2 separate regions of the Homo sapiens genome follow, and region 1 is linked to region 2. Evidence: chromatin contacts called from ENCODE Hi-C or POLR2A ChIA-PET data. All regions are on one chromosome and are shown on one strand. Each heading gives the region's core, a stretch centred on a gene start or an enhancer-like site at or near the end of the contact. The rest is flanking DNA. Distances are from core to core; before and after follow the strand shown. Region 1 has its middle 4.3 kb from the start of LINC01987. Region 2 overlaps LOC105371908 (a long non-coding RNA gene).

Region 1 (5,691 bases), core at 73-2,572, 62 kb after region 2:
AGGCTGGAGTGCCCTCCGTGTGAAGAGGTTCCTTGTCTTCCACGCAGCACCTGCCCATTGAACAGGGCCTCCAGCTCCAGCCAGGGACTGGGCCAGAAGCAGGCAGGGCTTCCCGACCACCTGCAGGACTGGAGGGGCCAGGGTCACAGGGTTTTTCTACATCATCCCTGAGGGGGAAGCAAGCGCAGACAGGCTTGCCCTGCACTGGAGGAAGGGAGGCTGGGCTGTTAAATACTGGCATGGCCCTTGCTGGGTAGATCCTCCTCCTCAGAGCAGGATCCTCACTTCTGCAGAGGCTTAGGGGCAGGGGAGGGACTGTGAGACTCCTCCTTCTACCTACGGACTCCTCATCCTGGCTGTGAGCCAAAGAGAGACTCTTCGTCTTTATCTTCTAACCAGCAGGCATGGGGAGGTCCCTTTTCGACCCCCGGGCTTCTGTTGACCAGTCGGTACCTCTGCGGCCTGCAGGAGCTGAGGCAGGGCCCCTTGCAGCCTGGCCCCTGCCTAGCTGGGAGCTACAGGGTGGCCAGTCCCAGGATCGCCGTGGGGGATGGTTAAACATGCAGAGTCCCCAGTTCTGTTCCAGATGGTTGGGTGGCAATAGCCGGGTTTGGGCCTGGAAATCTGCATGTCTGTCAACCCCCTCAGGTGGGCCTGGTCTGTGCTGACGACCAGATGCCTCTGTGGCAAGACCTAGGCTGGAGGGGCAGCGGGAAGTTTAGCAGGGCAGGCAGGGCAGGTAGGAGCCCCCTGGTTATTAGAGAGAAACACAGGCGTCTCCCAAGCTGGAGCTTCTCTCAGCAGGGAGCGCTGGTGCCCATCAGAGACGGGAGGGCAGAGTGGGGAGAGAGGCACCGAGCTGCCCAGGGGCCTCCTTCCCCCACTCCCGCTCAGCCCCGCCCCCTGGGCTGACTGCCAGGTTTCCCGGGATGGAGACATCTTCTAGCCCCCAGCTGAATCCTGGGAGGAGCCAGAACCCAGCCAGCAATTACTCAACTCCCGGCTTAACTCACAGGCAAAGCCCAGGGACTGTCAGTGGCCTGCCAGTGGCCTGCCTGGGACCCGAGGCTCTCTGGTGGGCTGGGGAGGCTCCTAGAGCCCAGCGAGGGGGTGGAGCCAGGCCGTGCGGGTCTGTTCCTGTGCTCTCAGCCCTGCTGGCACATGCCAGGACCCTCTCCCGATCTTGGCAAAGGGAAACAAAGTTGCTGCTGCAGAGTTAATTAAGGAGGGAGGAAGGCAGGCGGGGGAGTTGGCACGCAGAGAAGTCCTATGTGCCAAGTGTCCAACGCAGTGCCACGTGCCAGGGCCTGGGGAGGTGGTGGGAGATGGGGGAATGGTACTCTGCCTAGAACAAAGCCAGCTGTTTGGAGGTCAATTCCTCCTCTCCCCCGCCCGCACTTGCCAGTTCAACAGATGGGGGTGTCTGTCCCCTCCCCCCAACATTCATCAGGCCCCACCGGTAGGAGCACACCGAGGAAGGGGACAGCCTCCAGGGCTGTGCCATCCAGTGCAGAAACCACTAGTCACATGCAGCTATTTAAGCCTAAATGAGATGAAATGAAAGAAAATGTAAAATTCAGTTCCTCGTTTGCCATCTCAAGTGCTCAGCAGCCACCAGTGGCTGGTGGTTGCCACCCTGGATGGTGCGGGTAGGGTGTTGCCATCATTGCAGAATGTTCTGTTGATCAGGGCTGCTCTTGTCTTCAGCAACTGGCCCCGTGCTTCAAAAATGAAACAAAACAAAAAACAAAGACCAAACAACTTTTGCTGCAATGATCACCCTAACGTTCTACTTCCATTGTTTTGGCTGCAGCCTAAATCCACATGCATTATTCTTATTGAGCCCCAGGAAGAGAAACGAACACAAACCCTACATTGAGGGTGTCAATCAGTCAAGGGATATTTACTGAGCCTCTGCCATGCATGTGTCAGGCTCTGGTCAAAGCCCTGGGGTTGCTGTTCTGAGTAAGACCATCCCCCGTGTCACAGAGCATGGAGCTCAGATGTGCACAAGTATGATGTCAAAATCACCTCAAGGTAGTGTATGTGGTGCTGGGTGTGGAGCAGAGCAGAGAAAGCTGGGGAAGCTCAGAGAAAGGCAATTTGACCAACCTGGAGTTCAAAGATGGACTGCTACAAAAATCTGAATTCATCTACCTTTCGTTTGAGTACTAGATTAAAAAAAGAATTGTTTCCAGGGTCTGCTTTGCTGGGTGATACAGTCATTCTTCTTATATGGTTACTGAGAGAATCATTATGAACATTGTTTGGGTTCGTGTCATGGCTTGAGCTACAGAAAGACCAACTTTGAATTTCCAATTTAACATTCCCCTCTCTCCAACTTAACCTCTATCAAGTATTTTCATGGAAAGTCTGCAGATAGAGTCTCACCTACTGACCACAGACCCCCTTCTCTCCCCAGTTAATCATTTGGGAATCTGAAGACAAGGTTTCTCTTCCCTGCTTTCTGGGGAAAAGATGGTGGGAAGGTGGAGGTGGTTATTTAGCTTGCTGTATCTCTGCTGCCAAGGGACTCAGGACTAGATTTGATGTGGCTGTTCCACCAGGGGATTTAGGACTAGATTTGATGTGGCTGTCCCACCAGTATGACACAGATAATTTCTTAAACATTATATCTTGACCTTACCATGTCTCTTGTTGAATTTTGGTTACCAGGGATTGAATGATACAGTGTTTCTCTACTCCCACCCTCGCAGAACAATCTCTGCCTTTTAACTGAGGTGTTTAGGTTATTCACGTTTAATGTGACTATTACTATGGTTGGGTTTAAATCTGCCCATCTTGCTATTTGTTTTATATTTGTCCCATCTGTTCTTTGTTTTCTTTTCCTTTCATTTCTGCCTTGTTTTGACAGATTTGGTATTTTTTATGATTCCATGTAATCTTCTCTGTTGCCTTATTAACTATACCTTATTAAAAAAATCATTGCTTTTAAGTTTACATAACACACCTTTTAATCGAAGTCTACCTTCAAATAATGTTATGCTGCTTTGTGTATGATTTAAGAACCCTAAAGCAATGTCTTTTCAGTTCTCCCTCTCCTAGCATTTGTGCTATTGTCATATATTTTACTTCTATTAATACATACATGCCAAATAAATTCAATATAGTCTTTTCACCAAATAGTTCTGAATCAACTGGATAACCATATTTTTTTAAAGCCTCAATTCCTAACTCACCTTATATACAAAAGCTTGAAATGGATTTTTAAATCTAAATATAAGTGCTAAAGATATACAAATTTTAGAAGAAAACATAGGAAGAAAATCTTAGTAACCTTGGCTTAGGCAAAGATGGGACACATAAAGCACAAACTACAAAAGGAAAAAATTGATCAGTCATATTTTAACAAAACTGAAAATTTTGCCCCTCACTGTGAAAAGACAAACACAGACTGGAGGGAAACATTTGAAAAACATATCTCTGATAAATGATTTGTGCTCAGAATGTACAAAGAACTCTTATAACTCAACGATAAAGCGGTTAACACCCTACCCCATGAATGGGGGAAAGATTTAAGCAGATTCTTGACCACAGAAGATATATGAATGGCAAGCACATGAAATGATGCTCAACATCCCTAGTTATTGGGGAAATGCACATTAAAGCCACAGTGAAGCAAGAACATTAAAACACATATACAAAATTCATATGTGCATTAAAGCAACTGAAGTTCAAAAGACTGGTAATACCAAGTTTTTTTTGTTTTTGTTTTTTGAGACCGTTTCCCTCTGTTGCCTGGGCTGGAGTGCAATGGTGCGATCCTGGCTCACTGCAACCTCCGCCTCCCAGCCTCAAGCAATTTTCATGCCTCAGCCTTCTGAGTAGCAGGGATTACAGGCATGGACAATCATACCTGGCTAATTTTTCATATTTTTAGTAGAGATGGGGTTTCACCATGTTGGCTAAGCTGGTCTCAAACTCCTGACCTCAAGTAATCGGTCCACCTCGGCCTCCCAAAGTGCTGGGATTACAGACATGAGCCACTGTGCTAGGCCTGGGAATACCAAGTTTTGGTGTTAATGTGGAGCAACTGGAACTCTCATGTACTTCTGGGGAGAATGCAAAATGGTGCAGACATTCCATGGTGCAGTTTGGCAGTTTCTTAAAAAGTTAACATACGCTTATCATACAACCCAGCAGTTTTACTCCCCAGTTTTTACCCAAGAGGAATGAAAGCATATGCCCCCATAAAACTGTATGTGAATATTTACAGCAGCTTTGTTCATTACAGCTGCAAACTGGAAACATCTAAAGCTTCCATCAACTAGTGAATGGATAAACAAATTATGGTATATTCACAGATTGGAATATTACTCAGCAATAAAAATAGCAAACTGTTGATATGTGAAACAGCATGTATGAATCTCAAAAGTATGTGATAAACTCCAATATCTTGTTATTGTTGTTATTTTTGTCTTGGTTATCTTTTAAAGAGATTTAAAACATAAGAAAATTGTTATTTTTATATTTTGCAAATATTTTCCATTTCTGATATCTTTGATTCCTTTGTGTAGATATAAATTTCCATCTGATATCATTTTCCTTCTACCTGAAGGACTTCCTTAAAAAATTTGTATGGTGCTTGTTTGCTGGTAATAAATTATTTCTGTTTATGCCTGGAAAATTCTCCATTTTACCTTCATTTAAAAAGCTATTTTCACAAGGTATTGTTTTAAATTGATATTTGCTCACCCTTTCTGAACTTTAGCTCCAATGTCTTATGATTTGTGTTGTTTCTGATGAGAAGTCTGCTGTCATTTTTATATTTTTCCTGTGTATTTATTATTAGATAAACATAATTTATTTATCCATCCTTTTTTCTTTGGCTGCTTTCAAGGTTTTTTTCTTTATTACTGGTTATTCATGATTTGATTATGTGGTGGCTTGGTGTGGTTTTCTTCATGTTTTCTTGTCTTGAGCTTCATTGATTTTCTTGGATCTGTGGTTTATTGATTTCATCACATATTAAATTTTTTGTCATTAATTTTCTTCTGTCCTTTTCTCTCTCTCTCTGCTCCTTCTGGGATGTTAACTATACATACATTACATTGTTTGATGTTGTCCTGCACTTCACTAATGTTTTGTTTATTTTTTCAATTATTTTTCTCCCTAAAGTTCCTTTTGAATTGTTTCTATTCTTATGTCTTCAATTTAACTATTCCTTCTTCTTCTGTGTCTAATCTGTTGTTGATCCCATCCACAATATTTTTCATCTCAGTTTTCTTTTTACTTTTAAAAGTTTTATTTAGATTTAAAATATATATGTTATCTTCTATTTCTCTCATCATGTTTATGTTTACCTCTACTTTCTTGAACATATACATTATTTTTATAATAGTTGCTTTAAGGCCCTTGTGTACTAAACTTATGATCTTTGTCATTTACTGGTTTGTTTCTATGAACTGCTTTTCTTCTGGCTGTAGAGCCTAGTTCCTGCTTCTTTGCATGTCTGCTAATTTTTAATTGGATGCCAGACATTGTTAATTCCTCTAATTATTCCTTTAAATATATTCGTACTCTTTTTCTAGTTCATAGTTAAGTTACTTGGAAACAATCTGATTTTTCTTCAAGTATTACTTTTAAGCTTTGTTTCACACGTTTAGAACAACCTTTAGTCTAGGGCTAATTTAGTCCCTCTTCTGAAGCAATGCCTTTCTGAGGACTCTG
Region 2 (5,575 bases), core at 591-3,090:
AGCCAAGGTCCTTGTCTCTGTTAGAGTGGATTGTGGCAAAATTGGTGGTTATCAGTCTGTTTTGAGGGGCCCATCTCCCCACAAGGAGAAGTGAGCTAGAAGCAAAGACAGAGACCGCTTCATTTTAGGACAGTTTCCTTCCTCTATCCACAGCTCAGCATCAGATAGAAGCCTGGGGCGTTTATCTGTTGAGCATGGGACGCAGCTTGGACAGTGGTTTGCTTTCCTCTCTGAAATGCACTTTTCCAAGGCCAAATCGCAGATAAGCAGCTTCCCCCTGGAGTACCCCTGTTTTATGCGGGGTAGGGAGGGCCGTGGGTGCGATTATGCTGGTCTGGAAGCACACATTGACTTTAGATAGTCCACACAGTGCATGCTCAGTGGAAAATCGAGAGGTGTTGTGCATCTTGAGTCACCACCCTCTCTCACCACAGGGTCAATCATGAGGGGAGGAAGGGGAGGCAGAGGGAGGAATGGAACCTGATGCTGTCGGTGAACCTGAACATGGACAGAGTGTGGGGGGCTCAGTGGAGTCCACAGAAGCCCCCTCCCAGAATAAGGAGGCTGCTGGCCGGAGCTGAGTGCAGGGAGGGAGGCATCTTATCAGCTCCCGGACCACACTTGCCGTCCTTCCCTCTGGAGGCACCACCCATTTGCTGTGTGCCAGTAGCAGCATCATTGAGACCAGATTAAAAATGTCTGTGCCCTTTAAAGGTGGGATGTTTTATTTTTTTATTTGATTTTTTTTTTTGAGATGGAGTCTCACTCTGTCACCTGGGCTGGAGTGCTGTGGCGTGATCTCGGCTCACTGCAACCTCCACCTCCCGGGCTCAAGTGATTCTCCTGCCTTAGCCTCCTGAGTAGCTGGGATTACAGGAATGGGTCACCACACCCGGCTAATTTTTGTATTTTTAGTAGAGATGGGGTTTCACCACGTTGGTTAGCCTGGTCTCAAACTCCTGATCTCAAATGATCTGCCTGCCTTGGCCTCCCAAGGTGGGAGCCACAGCTCCAGGCCCAAAGGTGGGATATTTTAAACTTGGGCTAGTTTACCATCGGCTCAAGAAAGAAGTTAGGTAATCAAAGCGGTAAATGGTTCTCTGTCTACCCAATTTTAATTTCCAGTACTGGCTTTTTTTTTTTTTCAAGAGTGAGGAGGGCTCAAAAGTACAGGGGGAGGAGATGGAAAAAGAATGGAGGGGCAGGGTCAAGGAATTGATCAACGGCATAAAACGACCTGCCGTCCCTGAGCTCCCCCTCTTTGGCTCCAGCTGGCAGGAGCTCAAGACTGTTCACCAGTTACCCCAGGGCAAAATGAAAGAGGATCAAATTTCTGCTACAACCTACTCTATCCCCCCACCTAGTAAATCCATCATGTGTGGAAGAGCCTCGGGGCCCTGCCTCCCAGACCTCCATCTTCTCATGGTAGCTGCGTTTGCCTCGTCCCCAGTGAGATGGACACCCTGGGTCCCATCTGGACCCTCCCTCTGGTCCTCCAGCTGGCCCCTGCCCCGGCCCTGGCCCCTCCTCAGACTGGGTCAGGATCCATTCCTGGGCCTGGCCCATTTGCTGGTCATGTCCACTCATCACTTGCTGGCCCTTTATTCTCTGTGGATGAGTTTCCCCATTCCCAGCTGTCCCCAGCTGCCCCCAGCAGGCATGGGTGTGGAGTGTTTGCCAGGGTTGGGGCTAGCAATGGAAACCTCCCCTCTCCTCCCAGAATCCAAGGAGGAGGACCAAGATGCAGGCTGGGTCAGAAAGTGGGTGATGGATGACTCAGGCCTTGGCGGCCAGGGCAAGTGGGTGGGAAAACATCTAGGTTTTTGCCCATTCCGAGTGCTTCTCATTCTTTCCAGTTTCTGTGTGCCAAGTTGCACTGCCAGGGCACTTCAGAACCAAAGAATAAAGGGTTTAGGCTCACTGGGCTCCTGCCCCTCAACCCTCCAGGGTGCCCAAAGCTGCAGCGGTCCTGGGTGTATGCAGCTGCCTCTCCCGGGTCAGGGTGGCCTCCACCAGTCTCCCTTGCTGCCTGGGAATATGATGTTCAGGGCCGCAGGGCTGAATTCTCCCTGAGTGCTTTATATAAATACCCGCTTCAGGGCCGACACGTACTCCATCATAGGGACCCGTCAAATGAACCAGCCAAGCCCATAAATTATTGCAAAAACCATTCCAAACAATAAAGGCAATTTTACTTACTGAACCATTAAATGTACATACTTAAATTAGACCCAACAAGACATCGCGTGGGGATGTCTCAGGGCCAGGCAAACAATGAGTTTCGAGGAAGGGCTATCTTGTGTTTTCCCCACCTCTCACATGAAATTAATGAGGTGCTTCATATTTAATCATCATTACAATCATATCTTTATTTAGTTACTTAGCTGGGTTTGACCTGCTGCCTCGGGTAGCCTGGATGTCACCTCTCTGCCCTGGGCTGTCCTGACAGCCGGTGAGAGGTCAGCAGGAGGCTGGTGCACAGATGCCAGGCTGCTCCAGCCCAGTGAGGCAGGCTTGGTGGATGTCGCTTCTGCCTCTGGGATCTACTGAGGCCAGCCTGCAGTTTTCTCTGACCTGGAGATCAGAGCCCATATCCGGGAGACACACAATGGCAGCTCTTCCTTGCCCACCATGTTGACTCTGATGCCTGGTCTGGCCAGTTACATCTTTTAAATATTTCTTAGATATTTGTCTCTTTTCTCTTCCTAATACCAATGTCCTAGTTCAGGTCCCAAACTTTGTGCCTTTGGTGTTAATCCTCCTTCATGCCCTGATGCCGGAGCCATTTCTGGAAACTCTAAATCAAAGCCGCTCACCCAGCTCAGAGCCCTTTGGTGGCACCCTTTGCCTATTGGAGGGAGATCGAATCCTGAGTATGCCATTCAAGGCTCCTTCTGACCTTCCCCAGACCCCAGTGACTCTCCCGGCCTTGTCTCCTGCCGCTCCCTGCCTTAGCCTGTATAGTCCACCGTCACCTGCACTACAGACTGCCCACAGTTGACCCTCCCACATTCATCAGCACTTACTTCTACAATATCCTGCCTCTATGCCCCTCCCACTTCTCTTTTCCTGTGTACCTACAATTTGTCCTTTAAAACACCCAAGGTGCCAGTTTCTCCATGTCCGGCAGGTACATTTTCAAATCCTTAGGTTGGGCTAAATGCCCTTAGGAATCCCAAGACCCCCTTTGGTCTCTCATGATGGGTTTGGGATGATCACTTCACATGCTGGTCCAGGGGTTATGCGTTTGCTGTGAATCCTCAGCACCTAACACTGGATCTGGTGCACAGGGACTCTGCCAAACCGTCTGACGCCGCCAGGCTGGGATGCTGTTACTCTTCCTGTGTCTGCAATGGGTCCAGAGTGGCTGTGATGGAGAGATGCTCCCGTGTGGTCACTGGGGAGATTGGTGAGGGCTGCAGGGGGGACCAGCACTTCCCACATCCTTCCTCAGACAGTGGTGGAAATTGGGTTATATTTGCATGTGGCTTGGAGGCCACCCAGAAAGTGTCAGGACATCCCTGGGGTCAGCAGTAGCAGCCGCTTGGTGCAGGTTTAAGAAGTCCACCAGGACAGAGCCAAGCATCAAACTGCGGGGGAGGGGAGGTGGGGGAGGGAAGATTAGTGCATCATCTGGGTGGGCACTGCTGGTTGTCTGTGCCCACTGCCCGCTGCCTGCTCCCTATCCCCATTCCCTTCCAAAGGGGGACTCAGGACACCCCTTGCTCCCTCTGCCTGTCTCCAAAAGCATCACTAAATGTTGATTAATAAAGTGCGATGTGTCTTGGCTTTTCCTTGCCCCAGTGTCAGGCCTGGAAAACACAAACAGACCCCAAAAGGTGCCAGTTGCACAGGTGCTTGTGTGAGCACTCCTTCCCCGCAATGGGATTGGGAGCACCCTGCCCCCAGGGCATGGAAGGGCCTTCTCTTCTGTCCTTCCATCCACTTCTCCACTCCCAGGGTGGGTCTCTGCATGGGTGTGTGGCCTGAGCTTCTGACAGAGGTAAGATGCAAGCCACGTCGGCAATTTTAAACTTTCTAGTGGCCACAAGAAATAAGTCAAAAAGAAAAGGTAAAGTTAAGTTTAATAATACATATGATCTAACCCAGTATCTCCAAAACATTATCATTTCAACATCTAATCAGTGTGAAAATTATGAATGAGGTAGTTTGTGCTTTTTATATCAAGCTTTTGAAATCCTGTGTGTGTTCTGCACACCCAGTGCCTCTCGACACAGACCAGACTCATTTTCTCGTGCTTGGGACCCACAGGCGTCTGGGGGCTCTCTGACTGGGGCTGTGCAGGTATTAACTGGCTGACCCTGGAAAATGCCTTTTTGGAAGTAAAAATCCTGAATTCTATCACTTCCCTCCAATCAGGCCGGCGCCCAGCATCAGCCATTCCCCTACTGAGCAATGCCCAGCTCTGCAGCCGGGAGAGGGAGGGAGAGGGGCGGCATAGCCTCCAGCATCTGAGATGCAGTTCGTGGGCACTAAATATGCAGGCTCAGCAGAGGCATCCAAAATGAGTTATTTATCAGCTCCAAGGACACAAAGACACCTTAAAATAAGGAGCCCGTGGCCACTCCTGTGAAGGTGCTGAGAAGCCAGGCTCTTTTGCAGGAGCCCCCGGGGGCCACCCAGCCCAGGAAGCCATCGGCGGTGCAGATCCTAATGAAGTCAAGGTTCACACACAGCCCTTGGCCCGCCAGGAATCTAACGTGGGGCTCTAGGATTTTCTAGGCAGCCCCTACAGTCACTCATATGCAGCATGATTAATGGCTGGATACCCCGGCGTGAAAACCATTTAAAAAATGGCATTTTTGTCACGGACAGTGTTCCACATATCGTAAAGGTCATACGTGCTAAGAGCATTATCCGTATTTCTTGGGCAAACATGCTTAACCTTGTAGAGCACATTCCCCGGCAGATCAGCGATCCGTCTCCCGCACTTCAGAGGACCCGATGGCGCGGGTTCTTTGCCAAAAGGGATGAAAGACGGCGGCAATGGCACCACGCAGGGGTTTCAGACAATGCCGCGAATTGGCTGCCGGCCTCTCACGGCGTCGGGGGGCAGAGGGCACGAGGCCCCACAGCCTGTGAAAGGCTGCCGGGATAAGAGACTTCTTCTGAACATCCGCGTGGCTCTCGCCAGCTTTGATTTCCTCTGGAGGGCTTTGGGGCATCAGGCTGGGGTCGGGAGGGAGGAAGAGCGCTCATCTCAAGCCCCGGCGGCCCAGGCTGGCACTGGGTCTCTGATACACGGAGGCTGCGAGGGAATTCAGAAGCGGCTTCTGTGTGCCTGATAAAGACAGTTCAAATGAAAACCGTGGATGTGAGGATAACCAAGGGCAGATGACTGCAGCTGGTCTACCTGTCCAGCGTGGAAGCCTGTACTTTGGAATGCCTTGCTTTGGAGGCTGGGGCAAATGTCTCCAAAATAAGATCACCCCGGGTCTTGGCAACTCACAGCACGAGTGAGCAGCCACGGACCCGGGAGAATGACCTCACACTCACTGAGACCTGGGTAAGGAGCTCCAGGCTTCTACCTGGCAGGCCGTGAGAGTGGGTGGGG

What was found. A loop is a pair of places that touch in the nucleus more often than their neighbours do. ChIA-PET counts read pairs that join two places held with the same protein, here RNA polymerase II (POLR2A). Pooled maps may share reads with other maps.
Region 1: a loop to region 2 is called in a pooled map, with 2.1 times the contacts of the local background. The contact joins two enhancer-like sites. A Hi-C loop is called at or near these places in 1 of 168 maps with a recorded cell type or tissue (heart right ventricle) and 3 of 50 pooled maps. POLR2A ChIA-PET finds 5 or more read pairs at or near these places in 4 of 52 experiments (B cell, H1, HEK293 and 1 more).

Annotation. Positions count from the first base shown.
Region 1 is chr17:77,730,047-77,735,737 of GRCh38, reverse strand. No RefSeq gene overlaps it. Among named protein-coding and RNA genes, the nearest start is that of LINC01987, 4.3 kb to the right of the region's middle. Within about 2 kb of position 1,322, at least 20 of the 41 ENCODE cell types and tissues checked have a DNase peak (open chromatin) inside an H3K27ac peak, as active enhancers do.
Region 2 is chr17:77,792,821-77,798,395 of GRCh38, reverse strand. LOC105371908 (a long non-coding RNA gene) reads left to right here. Exons shown (of 4, transcript XR_935001.2): 4 at 1-740. Among named protein-coding and RNA genes, the nearest start is that of LINC01987, 67 kb to the right of the region's middle. RefSeq lists an enhancer at 1,018-1,517. Within about 2 kb of position 1,840, at least 2 of the 41 ENCODE cell types and tissues checked have a DNase peak (open chromatin) inside an H3K27ac peak, as active enhancers do.